Regions from separate parts of the Homo sapiens genome. Here region 2 is linked to region 1. Evidence: read pairs that join two places in POLR2A ChIA-PET (ENCODE). Cell type or tissue: endothelial cell of umbilical vein. All regions are shown on one strand. Each heading gives the region's core, and the rest is flanking DNA. Links, peaks and the distances in the headings are about the cores only. Region 1 overlaps MGAT5 (alpha-1,6-mannosylglycoprotein 6-beta-N-acetylglucosaminyltransferase). Region 2 has its middle 17 kb from the start of MIR3679.

Region 1 (9,352 bases), core at 3,450-5,949:
TTCACAGCCAATGGCAATAACCTGAACACCACATCCGTGGTGAATTTTTACCTTGGTTTCTCGAAGAAGGAACTGCAGGTCCCGTCCACTGAGGATACCATGGTTTTTCACGTAACTGGGAATATTCTTTGTGCTGGAGCCATAAACAGTTGCATGCACTTCCATGTATGTGTGAATAATGTCCAAGTAGATCTTCTTATTCTAAAGAAGAAAACAAGCACAAGACATTTCTCTTTTTCTTTCATTTGCATAACAACCTGTATCATGGACTAGAACTTCTAAGACTAGAGGCCACAGACAGAGAGTTCTTAATATGGAGATCACAGGAATTTGGCAATCAAACTGCTAAAATTTCTTTGAAAAGTAATCTGGCTGGACTTTGTGGACATAAACAGTCATATAGCCATTGTATAATTTTTTAAGAAGAAATACATTATATGGCAACATATTACTGAATACCAACTGTATAATTTTGCAAGAGGAAATACATTATATAGCCAACTGTTTTGAAATATCATCCTTGCTTTGTAAATTACCACAGACCTAACAGTTGATTTTGGCTCTTCCTACCTCTAGGAGAGGAAGTTTGGGGAAGGACAGCCCGGGGAAGGCAGTCAGTTGGACTGCAACATTTACCCAGAGATGCTAAGCTGTCCCAGAGGAATACAAACATTCCCCAGCTCTTGCCAATGTTTCTAGTGATGATTAACTCATGTTGTCAGAACTGGATCCCACCTAATTTGGGATCATGGGAAGATGAGAGTTTCTCACAGCTGGAGAGATAATGAGAATACTCAGGTAGATAAAAGTAGAAAAAAGAGAATAAATGTAAATTTTGATGAGCCCTGAAACATTCAAGAGTAATTTTACTTATACTATTAGAAGCACAACCAAACCCCTTTTCTTGTATTTGTAGGCACTGAATTTTGAGGCACGTTTTCTAAATCAAAACCACCTGTGAAGTGGAAGCAAGTTCACCTTTTTTACCTCTGTGTTTCCCTGTGACTAAACTGTACAAGCTGGGGTTTGTGGGTTTTTCTTTTCCTTTTTTTGGGAAATTTTCAAAAAGTCAAATTCTGTAATGTTTTCCAGTTGTATAAAAGTGGGACAAGGTTTCCTCATTCTAAGCCTGTTTTCAGACACTCCAGGCAAATCTAATAATAGCTGGTTTTGTGACTTAAGACCACAAGGGACACAGGGGTGTGGTATTAGCAGCCACAGAGTGCAGGGAAGCCCGGAGGCAGGCTCTAAATGAAGCGATTCATGATCTGGTCTCTGCCATTCACTGCCCTGGTGATATTACAAAGGACCCTCAACTTCAGGAGGAACATTTCAAGTGATGTATCAAAAGTCTTCATGACTGGGAAAACTGCACAGTCCACATTCTTCATTTCATGAACCAGGATGACTTTGCTTGCAATGAGCAAGACCACCCTTGCCACCCTAATGTATGAATAAAATGAACAGTGGGACTGAAAGTTTAATTCCATGCCATGTCTGGTATGGCCGCAAGATGCTGAATTCATTAACTTAGAAATGTATAGTTTTAAATTAGTACAGAAGCTTACACCTACCTGGCATATGTTAGTTTGAAGGGTTCTAGGATATGGTTCTTGTGCTAGATGTATCTGGTAACTCCTGCCCCCACCCACAGCTCCTGTTAAGTAGGCAGGGGGCTCTGTTACCCTGTGCCCACTGCTGGCTGCTGACCTGCCCAGGGTGTGTCTGACCTGAGGGGACCCACTCCTAGGCTGGCCAGCAGCCCAGGAATGATGTAGCAGACTCAGGAAGGCAAGGGGAGCCAACCAGATGCTCTCTTGGGAACTCAGAATCCTGTATACAGGGAGATTACTGCCAGATGGCCACTGGCTTTAGAGCAAAAAGGTCATTTGAGCGTTGGAGTCTGGGCAATTACGAGCCAGATAACAAGTTCTGAGGAAGCTGGTTGCCAGTTTTGGCGGGTGGGTTGGGAAAAGAACCAAGTAAAGGCTAAAGGAGAGGGGAAGACGCAGACAGTCGGTCATAAGAGGGACCCAAGAGCATGACTACAACCAAAACATCACCACTGCAAGCATGACACAGAGCTAGAAAAAAAAAGAGGAGTAGAAGAAGAATAAGGAGAAGGAAGGGGAGAGAAGAGAGTGGGAAAAGAAAGCAGAGAGACAGAGGAGAAAAAACTAGGGCCTGGAGCCACTCTGGTTCTTATCCCACCCACAGTGGTTCCCTATCCTAAATTCCCCAGGTCCCTCTGGATCCTTATAATAAACACAGCTCTTCCCAGACCCCACCCCATATTTTTACTTGAGTTTCCCTGTGTGGATTTCACTCATCTACAAGGAGGCCTCTCGGGACATCTTGCTGGCCTTAAAGCAGGAGATGGGCGGTGCAGGTGGGGACAGGCATCTCTCCTTTATGCAAAAGGAGGCATTTCGCCTAAAAAGCCAGTTGCCAACTAGTGAAGATGGGCCAAAGGCCCCTAGGCTATGTCTGTGGTGAGCTACAGGGTAGACCAGTAACTGGCCCATTTGGTTCCTGTCCTGGAGAAAAATATCCACTGTAGACAGACTCAAGATTAGGGTTCCCAGACTAAATGCCTGGGAAAGTAACAAGGTACTAGATTACATATGTATTACCATTAAATCCCAGAAAAGGCTGGGGTTTCTTGAAGTATAACAAGGGGGCAAGTTCAGGCAAATATAAAGAGGTATATGTAAAGACTAATAAAGTGTATGAACTTACTAACTTTTAGGCATGGTAAAATCAAAACTAGAGATTACCTTCAGAAAGGATTTACCAATTTCATAAACGTGAAAATCCCAACAGCTGATTAGAGGAAAAAAAATGTTTCAAGCCTAACTTTAGCCTTTGACATTGATGTAACAATTAGGTACTTCTACCTCAGGTCTCTTGTTACCACTTGTAAGAGTTCTGAGTAGAATCCTGGTGCAGATGAACCACGCTGCCTATTCCAGGTAAAGGTGCCCCAGAAGCCTCTCATACCAAACTCCCAGCCAAGTACCTACACCAGTTTTGCACCTGTGGTTCTGTCCCCTTCAAGCTCCATGGACACACATGTCGAATTAGTCACACAGTCCTGTATATTCTGCCTCCATAATATCAAATTGGTCTCCTCTTCTCCAGGATGGAAGGGTCAGTTCTTGCCATCAAGGGGCTCAAAGGATCCCCTTCTGTCTTCATGGACACTCTTATCTTTTGTGTTTAAGATGCAGGATATTCAGGATTTTTAAAATTAAAGGTGTCTTTGTCTGCCTTTCCCCTACACATGGGAAGGCTCAAAATGGGGAGGGCGTTAGAGGTAAGAGACATTTTCCAGCATACACTCCCCCTTCCCTTCCCTTACTTTGGTCATCCAGGCCCAGGGTGAAGGTGACCATAGGTGACCACCATAGACCTGTATGTCCCACTGATCTAAGAACTGGATCGAGATCACTTCTTAGAAAGCTTTCCTTCTCCAACTTAAGAGACTAAGGTCAAAGAAAATTATCTGCTCTAAAAACTTTATCACCAACAGATCTCTGGAGATGCAGTCAAAAAGGGCCTGCACTGAGTATCATATCACAGCATGCAACCACCTCTGTCGCCCAAAGGTTCCAGCTGAGCAACCAGCAACCCCCCTAATGCTTTTATTCTCTAGTTCAATTTAAATTCTCATTAAGAACAACTGATCTAACTGATTAAAACTTAAATCCACCTAAGCTCATTTGAGGGGAGGAGATGCAAAGGGAAGGAGAGCGCATGCTGGAGTCAATGAGCAGTGTTGTCAGTGTCTCTTCAGCTGTTTATGGTTGTAGCTGGAGGCAGGTACATGTTCAGAACCAGTCATAAGATATTTAGAGCTTGGAGAGAAAGCTTTAGAAAAACAATTCAATTTACGCAACACTCCTGTAAGTCCACAGCAGGGGGGAGTGGTAGAATGCAGAACTAGAGAATCAGAAGCTTTCCCCAACTTATTTTACAACATTTTTAAATTGATAATAATTGTACATGTTTATGGGATATATGGGATATTTCAATACATGGATACTACATGTGATGATCAAATCAGGGTATTTAGGGTATCCATCACCTCAAACATTTATCATTTCTTTGTTTTGGGAACATTTCAAGTCCTTTCTTCTAGCTAATCTGAAATAGACAATATACTGTTGGTAACTATAGTCACCCTTGTCTACTATTGAACACTAGAACTTATTCCTTCTATCCACCTTTATGTTTGCACATTAACTCACTACTCTTTATTCCCACCTACCCCTTTTCCCAGCCTCTGGTATCTGTCATTCTACTTTCTACCTCCATGAGGGCCACCTTTTTAGCTCCTACATAGGAGTGAGAACATTCGACATCTGTGACTTGCTTATTTCACTTAACATAATGATCTCCAGCTCCATCCATATTGCTGCAAACTACAGACTGCCATTTTTTTAAATGGCCGAATCGTATTCCATTATGTACATATTTTCTTTATCCATTCATCCGCTGATGGACACTCAAGCTAATTCCGTATCTTGGCTATTGTAAATAGTGCTGCAATAAACATGGGGATGCGGATATCTCTTTGATCTCCAACTTCCTTTTTAGCTGGTGAATTAGGGTATAGGAATGTTCTTTGGTGAATAGCAGTATCCTCCCCAGTAACACCCCTGCTCCCCACTGCAGACACACATATTTCTCCTGGACGTCAGTTCCCCTCATTCACGCAGCACCTTATGACCTGTCATTAAAAAATTCTGCAGCTCAGCCCAAAGTTGGCTCCTCCAGGGTGAACATCTGTGAGTCTTAGGCAGCAGTAGTCCTCCCTGGGAAGTGCTGTCAATCCCTCTCCAGGGTGACAAAACCAGGCTGCAGAGGCAAGCGTGTGTCCCACTCCATGGAGGGCAGAGAAAAATTTAAGTCCTACAGAGAAGGCCTAACAGGACAGTGGCAGGGTCTCGGTCCACAGCTCACGTCATCCAAAATGCTGAGCACTGGAGAATTTTCAACTTCAGATTTTCGGGAATATGGATGTTCAACCAGTTAAGTATTTGCTAATATCTCCAAATCTGAAAAAATCCAAAATCAAAAACACTTCTGGTCCCAAGAATTTTGGATAAGGGATACTCAGCCTGTGGCAGCTCCTCCTCTTTCCCCACAAATATGGAAATCGGCCTGTTACCTGGTTTTACAAACATACAATAATGAATCCTATTTTTTATTTAAGAAACACAAGGCCACAGAGTATGCATTGACCAGAACCAGCCATGGGAGTACTTTACTGTTACTGTAACGTAACTCCTATAAAGGTTGGGGTTGGGGCTGTCAACTGCACAGAATGAAGATCTTGTAAACCTCCCTCCACTACAGGTCGCCTCCATTTGCTCTGCCAGCCCCCTCCTGCATGAACTGCTATCGTAATGTCTGGGCTGGGCTCGTTGTCTCAACAGTGGCACGCTCCTTAGGAGCCCTTTCAGATTGCCCCTGCTCCTCTCTTTTTCAGTCAGTGCTCACACAAACCAGGCTGCCCTCTGCTGCCAGATGGGGAATAAGCTTACCATGGGATGGGGTGATGGGGTCCTCCTTCCTAAATAGCATCGCAGAATTATAGGGGCCTTAGAAATCTATGAGGTGAACCAAGGTTGATGGCAAACAGGACACAGGAAGGAGCAGGGCGAATAAAACCCACCTCCTTTCTCTCCTCCAGACTATTCCACTATTCCAAGGTAGAGCTCCTCCTTGCAGGCCTTTGGGGAGAGTCCAGGCAGCCCAATGTGCTGCTGTGTCTCTGTGGCCCCTGGTGAGGCAGGAGCCAGCATGGTCAGACACACCGTCTGTTACCCTGCACTTCCCTTTTCCTTCATCCTTGCTGCCCTGGATTTGCAACTCCTTCTGCAGCAAAATATTGGTACTTTAGTCTTTGTCTCAGGCCCTGCTTCCTAGAGGCTGTGGGCTAAGACATTGTCTGTAGGCTCTCATTCCTTCAACCCATCCTCCTTATTGTCACTAGGTTCCAAAACTCAAAGTTTTGTTCCCCTATATAAAGAGCTTCCCAACACTGCACACAAGGCCCTTCACAATCTGGGCTTCTGCAAGCTCTCCAGCTTTAACTCCAACTATTCCCTCTGTCATCTGCTAAGGTCTCTGCCTACACTTAACTTATCCCTCATTCCCAAACCTCTCCTGCTCTCTCACACCTGGTCTGCCACTGCTAATGCCCAAAAGAACCTTCTCTCCTCCCTCCTTTTCTTCTGGATGGACTCCTGCCTCCTCCTCCTTTACAAGCAGGCAGTCCTGGATCCACCCAGGTGAAGGTCAATGCTGTCTCCTCTGTGCCTTAACCATCTTCCTGCTTGGGCTGCACTGTCACTGGATGTTCCCAGATGGCTGGAACTGTGAACTTCTCCAGGGCAGAACCAGTAGGCTTGGCAGAGGCCTGGCACAGGGCGAGCGAGCGCTCAGTAAATACAAGCTGGCTGAGTGAAAAACACAAGGAGGGCAGGCACACAAACCACAAAGGACTTATGGACTTGTGGGAAACATGGATCTCGGGCACGGCACATTCCTTCACTTTCCACCTGCTTCCAGCAAACGAGCTTAAAGTCCAAGACTACCTAAGTGTGTATTCTAATCAAAAACAAAATAAAAAGAGTTGTAAAACTTAAAAGGTATATTTTATAGTTGATTCATCCTCCTTTTTATATTGCTCCTAAGTACCACATTCACTTAGGAACTGCAAGGCAAACAAAAAAGAAAAAGAGAGGAGAGAGACAAAAAGAAACTACCTCATCTGCTTGCTCCTGAAGTCTAAAATTCAACAAAGATGAAAAATTATTTTATTCCAAGATTGGAGGTAAGTTCTAAAATGCAAATCTCTGTGAATTTCAGCAGTGTAGCCGAAAAAATTTACATTTCAGAACAATTTAAAGTCTCTGCAGTCTTTGGCTCATTTATCTCAAGTAACCACCCAAGGTCAAGGTATATATGTATGGGGTGGTCCTTGTTGTGTCCCACTCAAACCTTGTGGGGCTCTGAAAAACCCTTGGAAGCTAAGAATCTCAAAGCCTGTTCACCTCTGTCTCTTCCTTCCCAAACCCTTACCTCTCTAGGAGAAAAAGATGGTGCTCAATGATTGCAGTGGCACAATAAGGGGAAGCTTGCTGTCTTGTTTCCAGCCCAGTCTGTGGTCCACCTATTGGCCCACAGGCCCTAAAAAGAGGGGAGTCTGCTTCCTTTCATGTACTGGCCTCCACATTTAGTCTTGGCTTGAGCTCATCTGGTATAAATTAGGATTCATCTTGGGCAATGGGTCTCAAGTATGATACTGAGTGGCTCTAGAATTTGCCTATCTGGGGGAACGAACAGGAAGAAAGAACAGCCACAAACACTTTACTTATTATTCTCTACTGTCCAATTAGGTGAGAATTTTGGTTTCTGGTCCAAAGACAGACATAGGGAGATTTCTGAGGCTAAATGGGTGGTACGGAAAGAGCAATGGTCCTGTATTTGCAACTTGATGGCAAATGTCTCATCCATAAATAGGAAGTAATACCACTTAATGGTTCTTTTAGACAACTATTACATGTACAGTGCTGAGCCAGCACTGGGAATAAAATGCATTTAAAATATGTTTAAGTATGTACCCTTGCTTTTAAAAACAAGGTGCTAATACTACTCCAAAGCCATAAAACGGGACAAGCTAGACATGAGAGTCCTGAGCTGGCTAGCATCTTCACATCACTGCCCATGTGGAACCAATGCTTATGCCCACTCTACATCTCTCAGTCCGAACTGGTCAGTGTGGGTCTCTATTTTCCAGCACTTTTGTTTTTCAGGATTTTCTCTGCCTTAGCACAGAGCTTTCTGCCATTTAACGAATGGCTCTTAAAGGACCCTGGGGAACCACCAGCCAGTTTATGAAAACAAGAAACCCTTTGGCATGACCTCCTTTCTGCTTTAAGAAGGGCAGGAGGCCTTCAAATTGCAGAGCTGGTTTCTCTTTTCCTCAATGCAAATGCAGTCACTTACGGATAATGATGTTCCTTCATCTACTCTGATTGGCATGGTCCTAAAGCAACAAAGCCCACCAGCTATACTACCATGCAGAAAACAGGCTGGTAGGTTGAAAACACACCACCACAGCCCAAATGTGTCAGCAAACTCCTCCAAGAGCTTTCTGTTTTCCACCTATCTGGGCAGTAACCACAGAAAACAGACTGTTTAGTGACAAAGAGGGCTGTCACAGTGGAAGGTTTTGCCTTGGCAAACTGAAATTGCATGTTTTATAGAATCCCTAAAGGGTCAGGAAATCATGGACTGAATATCCTTTCCTGAAAGGAGGAGATAGCTTGATGAGCTTGGCCAGATACTGTTTAAAGGCAAGGGAGAAGTGTCTCCTATTATTACAGGACCATCCTGTGAGAGTTGTCAGGGAAGAATTTTGGAAAACTGCATGGTCACACTGGCAGTAGGTGTGACGGGGCTTCCTCTGAAAATTAAACTGAGGCCCCAAAGGCCAGGAACCAAACCACAGAGGCCAAGTACCACCCAATCACATCAGTAAAGAATAAATTAAAAATAATATGAAAAATATAAAGTAATACATTAATACTTTTAAATCATTTTAGTGTATTTCTTGGTAACAAGAAGGGGGGAGAATTCTATCTATATATTGGTCTCTCTTAGTAAGGAATAACATTACATTTTGTGTTTTCCAGTATTAACTGTTGTAAATCTGTGAGGGATTCCATCAAAGTAATACTCTTCATATATTCATGTTAAAGGACAGTATTAGCAGATGTCAATTGATCTTTACTCAGTTGATCAAGAAACATTCTTAAAATTAATTTCAAAAAGTTTTTTTTCATATGAAGCAAAATATAAAAATACGAACACACACAGTGACTGGCAGAACACAATTTCTGCAGGCCAGGATGAAAAGTAATTGCTTTCTTGTAATTTCCAACTTTTCTACTTGTAATTATCTTACAACCAAGGGAGAAAGATAAGACCTGTCTGCAAAATCACATTTGGCAGCTCCAATGGGCACGTCTCATATATAGTAATTATGTAGAAATCTGGGAGGTGGGATGAGTGGAGAAGGCCCAGTTTCATTGGGAAACCAGAAAGGGAAAAAGGCGTGTGAGGCAGGGCCCACTTCTATGGGATGGTACACACCTTTACCTTTCATCCCAAGGGCCTTACCTTCCTGCCAGCCTCTCAAAGTTAGGAATAAAAAGGGCAGCCTGAATTCAATGCACCACACATAAGGAAGGAGTTTATACTCCACTCAATATGCATGTGCTTCTCCCTGGATCCTTCCAAAGCAGCAGGTGGTGGGGGTGGGGGTGGGGTGCAACCA
Region 2 (4,410 bases), core at 1-2,500, 290 kb after region 1:
TCTTCCTGCATTTTTTTTTTTTTTTTTTTTGTCAGAGTCTCACAGAGTCCAGCCCAGGCTGGAATGCAATGGAGCAGTCTCGGCTCACTGCAATCTCTCTGCCTCCTGGGTACAAGCAATTTTCCTGTCTCAGCCTCCTGAGTAGCTGGGATTACAGGTGCGTGCTGCCACACTTGGCTAACTTTTTGTAATTTTAGTAGAGATGGGGTTTCACTATGTTGGCCAGGCTGGTCTCAAACTCCTGACTTCGTGATCCACCTGCCTCAGCCTCCCAAAGTGCTGGGATTACAGGCATGAGCCACTGCACCTGGCCCTTCTTGCCCTCTTATAAGGATTCTTGTGATATATTTAGGGTCTGCCTAGATAATCCAGGATAATCTCCCCATTTTAAGACCCTTGGCAACCATGTGCAAAGTCCTTTTTTGCCATATAAAGTAATGTTCACAAGATCCAGGGATTATGTTGGGAACATCTTTGGGGGATCATTATTTAGCTTACCACCATCTGCCCTCTGAATCCCAAAGATTCACATCCATTCCATGTCAAGCTACATTCGCCCCTTCTCAATATCCCCAAAAGTCTCAACCTATCATAACATCAATTCAAAGTTCAAATTCTCTTTGAATATTACTATTTCAAAAACCCCAAATTTATTCATCTAAATTATCTAAATAAAAAATGGGTAAGACTCTGAGTACGATCCATCTTGGGGAAAAATTCCTCTCTGTCAGTGGACCCATAAAACTAGAAAATAAGTTATCTACTCCTAAAATACACTAGTGAGACAGGCACAGGATAACACTTACAGACATTCGTATTCAAGAAGGCGAAAATGGAAGGAAGAAAGGAGTCTCCAGTCCCAAGCAATTTTGAAATCCAACTGTGAAAACTCCATTTCAAAAACTGAGATTAATCCTCTGTGGCTCTTGGCTCAACACTTTTTTTTTTTTTTTTTTTTTTTTTTTGAGACGGAGTCTCGCTCTGTCACCCAGGCTGGAGTGCAGTGGCGGGATCTCGGCTCACTGCAAGCTCCGCCTCCCGGGTTCACGCCATTCTCCTGCCTCAGCCTCCCAAGTAGCTGGGACTACAGGCGCCCGCCACTACGCCCGGCTAATTTTTTGTATTTTTAGTAGAGACGGGGTTTCACCGTTTTAGCCGGGATGGTCTCGATCTCCTGACCTCGTGATCCGCCCGCCTCGGCCTCCCAAAGTGCTGGGATTACAGGCGTGAGCCACCGCGCCCGGCCTGGCTCAACACTTTGAGCCTGAAGCTCTAGCCTCTGAATCATACTTCCTTTTTCATGAAGAGTGCACATGTTTTCATCCAAGTACGTTTTTTTCTTGTTTGTTTGTTTTTGTTTTTGAGATGGAGTCTCGCTTTGTCATGCAGGCTGGAGTGCAGTGGCATGATCTCAGTGCACTGAACCTCCACCTCCTGGGTTCAAGCGATTCTCCTGCCTCAGCCTCCTGAGTAGCTGGGACTACAGGCATGCACCACCATGCCCAGCTAATTTTTGTATTTTTAGTAGAGGCAGGGTTTTACCATGTTATCCAGGCTGGTCTTGAACTCCTGACCTCAAGCAATCCACCCACCACGGCCTCCCACAATGCTGGGATTACGGGCATGAGCCATCGTGCCTGGCCCATCTAAGTAGTTTTATCAGCCTGTTTCCTGTCTGTATAATTTTGGGAGTCCAACAACCTTTTAAAATTTTTGTCTTCTTTTTGTCCCTTTCTGGCTAAGCTGGCAGTGTTGCTGCTAGTATAACATCATCAAGAATCTTGTGGGTCTCCTATGTATGTCACAGGGATTCACTCCATTAGATAAGAGGCTCTTCCACAGATCTTTCCTAGATAGTCCCATGAGATGGCTGAAAGAATCCATGAGTCATGTACTTAATCTCTTCAAAGAGCTCTCTGTGTGACAGAATACTGTGACATTTTGTTTCTTCTCAGACACTAGCAAAATGTTGTCCAGGCCAGGTGTGGTGGCTTACGCCTATAATTCTAGCACTTTGAGAAGCTGAGGCAGGAAGATCACTTGAGATCAGGAGCTCAAGATCAGCCTGGGCAACATAGTGAGACATCATCTCTACAAAAAAAATTTTTAAAGTAACTGGGCATGGTGGCATGTGCCTGTAGTCCCAGCTACTTGGGTGGCTGAGGCAGGAGTATCGCTTGAGCCCAGGTGTTTGAGAATGCAGTGAGCCATGATTGCACCATGGCAATCCAGCCTGGGCCACAGAGTAAGATACTGTCTCAAGAAAAAAAAAAAAAAAAAAAGCCATACTTGTGGCTTTCTCTCTAGAACACACTTTCCTGACAGTAAATCTCCTAATTTTATCCTTTTTTGTAATCTGGACAGGCTGAGAATTTACAAAATCATTAAATCCTGGTTCCTTTAGCTCAGCAGTCCTTTCCTCAATTTATCTCCTTCTTCTGACATTTGCTGTAAGTTATAAAAGAATAAGCCAGGTTGTACCTTCAATACTTTGCTTGGCGCTATCCTCAGCTAAATACCCAAGTACGTGGTTGACAAGTTCCTCATTCCACATAAATATATAACATGGTTCTGCTAACCCTTCCTGCCACTACTGAGAGGTGACAGCGTGCTGGCAGCCCTCACAGCCCTCGCTCGCTCTCGGCGCCTCCTCTGCCTGGGCTCCCACTTTGGCAGCACTTGAGGAGCACTTCAGCCCGCCGCTGCACTGTGGGAGCCCCTTCGTGGGCTGGCCGAGGCCTAAGCCGGCTCCCTCAGCTTGCGGGGAGGTGTGGAGGGAGAGGCGCTAGCGGGAACCAGGGCTGCCCGTGGAGCTTGCGGGCCAGCTAGAGTTCTGGGTGGGCGTGGGCTTGGCGGCCCGCACTCCCGAGCTGCCGGCAGGCCGGCCCTGCTGGCCCTGGGCAATGAGGGGCTTAGCACCTGGGCCAGAGGCTGCAGAGGGTGTGCTGGGTACCCCAGCAGTGCCGGCCCACCAGCGCTGCACTCGATTTCTCGCCCGGCCTTAGCTGCCTCCCTGGGGGGCAGGGCTCGGGACCTGCAGTCCACCATGCCTGAGCCTCCCCCTCCTCTGTGGACTCCTGTGTGGCCCCAGCCTCCCCGACGAGCGCAGCCCCCTGCTCCACGGCACCCAGTCCCATCCACCACCCAAGGGCTAAGGAGTGCGGGTGCACAGCGCAGGACTGGCAGGCAGCTCCACCTGCCGCCCCGCTGCAGGATCCACTGGGTGAAGCCAGCTGGGTTTCTGACTCTGGTGGGGACTTGGAGAACCTTTATGTCTAACTAAGGGATTGTAAATACACCAATCAGCACTCTGTATCTAGCTCAAGGTTTGTAAACACACCATTCAGCACCCTGTGTCTAGCTCAGGGTTTGTGAATGCACCAATCGACACTCTGTATCTAGCTACTCTGGTGGGGACTTGGAGAACCTTTGTGTCCACACTCTGTATCTAGCTAATCTAGTGGGGACGTGGAGAACTTTTGGGTCTAGCTCAGGGATTGTAAATGCACCAATCAGCGCCCTGTCAAAACAGACCACTCGGCTCTCTGTAAAATGGACCAATCAGCAGGATGTGGGTGGGGCCAGATAGGACAATAAAAGCAGGGTGCCTGAGCCAGCAGTGGCAACCCGCTCAGGTCTTCTTCCACACTGTGAGAGCTTTGTTTTTTTGCACTTTTCAATAAATCTTGCTGCTGCTCAGACTTTGGGTCCACGCTACCTTTATGAGCTGTAACATTCACCACGAAGGTCTGCAGCTTCACTCCCGAAGCCAGCGAGACCACGAACCCACCGGGAGGAACGAACAACTCCAGACGTGCTGCCTGAAGAGCTGTAACACTCACTGCGAAGGTTTGCAGCTTCACTCGTGAGCCAGCGAGACCACCAACCCACCAGAAGGAAGAAACTCTGAACGCATCCGAACATCAGAAGGAACAAACTCCGGACATGCTGCCTTTAAGAACTGTAACGCTCACCGCGAGGGTCCACGGCTTCATTCTTGAAGTCAGTGAGACCAAGAACCCACCAATTCCGGACACACTGTGTTACAGGATCCCCTTTCCTCTAGTTTCCAATAATGTTCCTCATTTCCTCCGGAGTCCTCACCGGCAGAGTCTTTAACATCCATTTTTCTACCAACAGTCTGTTCAGTGCAAACTAGGCCTTTCTACCCAATTCCAGTTCCACTTCCACATGTGCAGGCATTTGTTGCAACAGCACCCCACTTCCTGATACCACAATCTGTACTAGTTTTCTATTGCTACGGTAACAAAATTACCACAAACCTAGTGGATACTATTTGGTTTACATTTAAGGCAACAAAAAACTTATTCTCTTATATTTCTGGATATCAGAAGCCTGAAATCAAGGTGTTGGCAGGGCTGCATTCATTCTTGAAGCTTCAGAGAAGAT

Evidence for each region. ChIA-PET counts read pairs that join two places held together with the same protein. Peaks named below come from ENCODE experiments on the same cell type or tissue, not always from the same donor. Only the 100,000 strongest peaks of a DNase experiment are listed, where the experiment ranks them.
Region 2: POLR2A ChIA-PET joins it to region 1 with 13 read pairs; 5 of 35 experiments call an interaction of 5 or more read pairs at or near these places.

What each region holds. Positions count from the first base shown.
Region 1 is chr2:134,393,837-134,403,188 of GRCh38, reverse strand. MGAT5 (alpha-1,6-mannosylglycoprotein 6-beta-N-acetylglucosaminyltransferase) reads right to left here. Exons shown (of 16, transcript NM_002410.5): 11 at 52-201. Among named protein-coding and RNA genes, the nearest start is that of MGAT5, 140 kb to the right of the region's middle. In endothelial cell of umbilical vein, for the core only: no CTCF peak of the experiment used is centred there; a DNase peak (open chromatin) is centred at 4,638; H3K27ac peaks cover 2,431 bases.
Region 2 is chr2:134,108,098-134,112,507 of GRCh38, reverse strand. No RefSeq gene overlaps it. Among named protein-coding and RNA genes, the nearest start is that of MIR3679, 17 kb to the left of the region's middle. RefSeq lists enhancers at 2,217-2,876, 2,877-3,538. In endothelial cell of umbilical vein, for the core only: no CTCF peak of the experiment used is centred there; no DNase peak of the experiment used is centred there.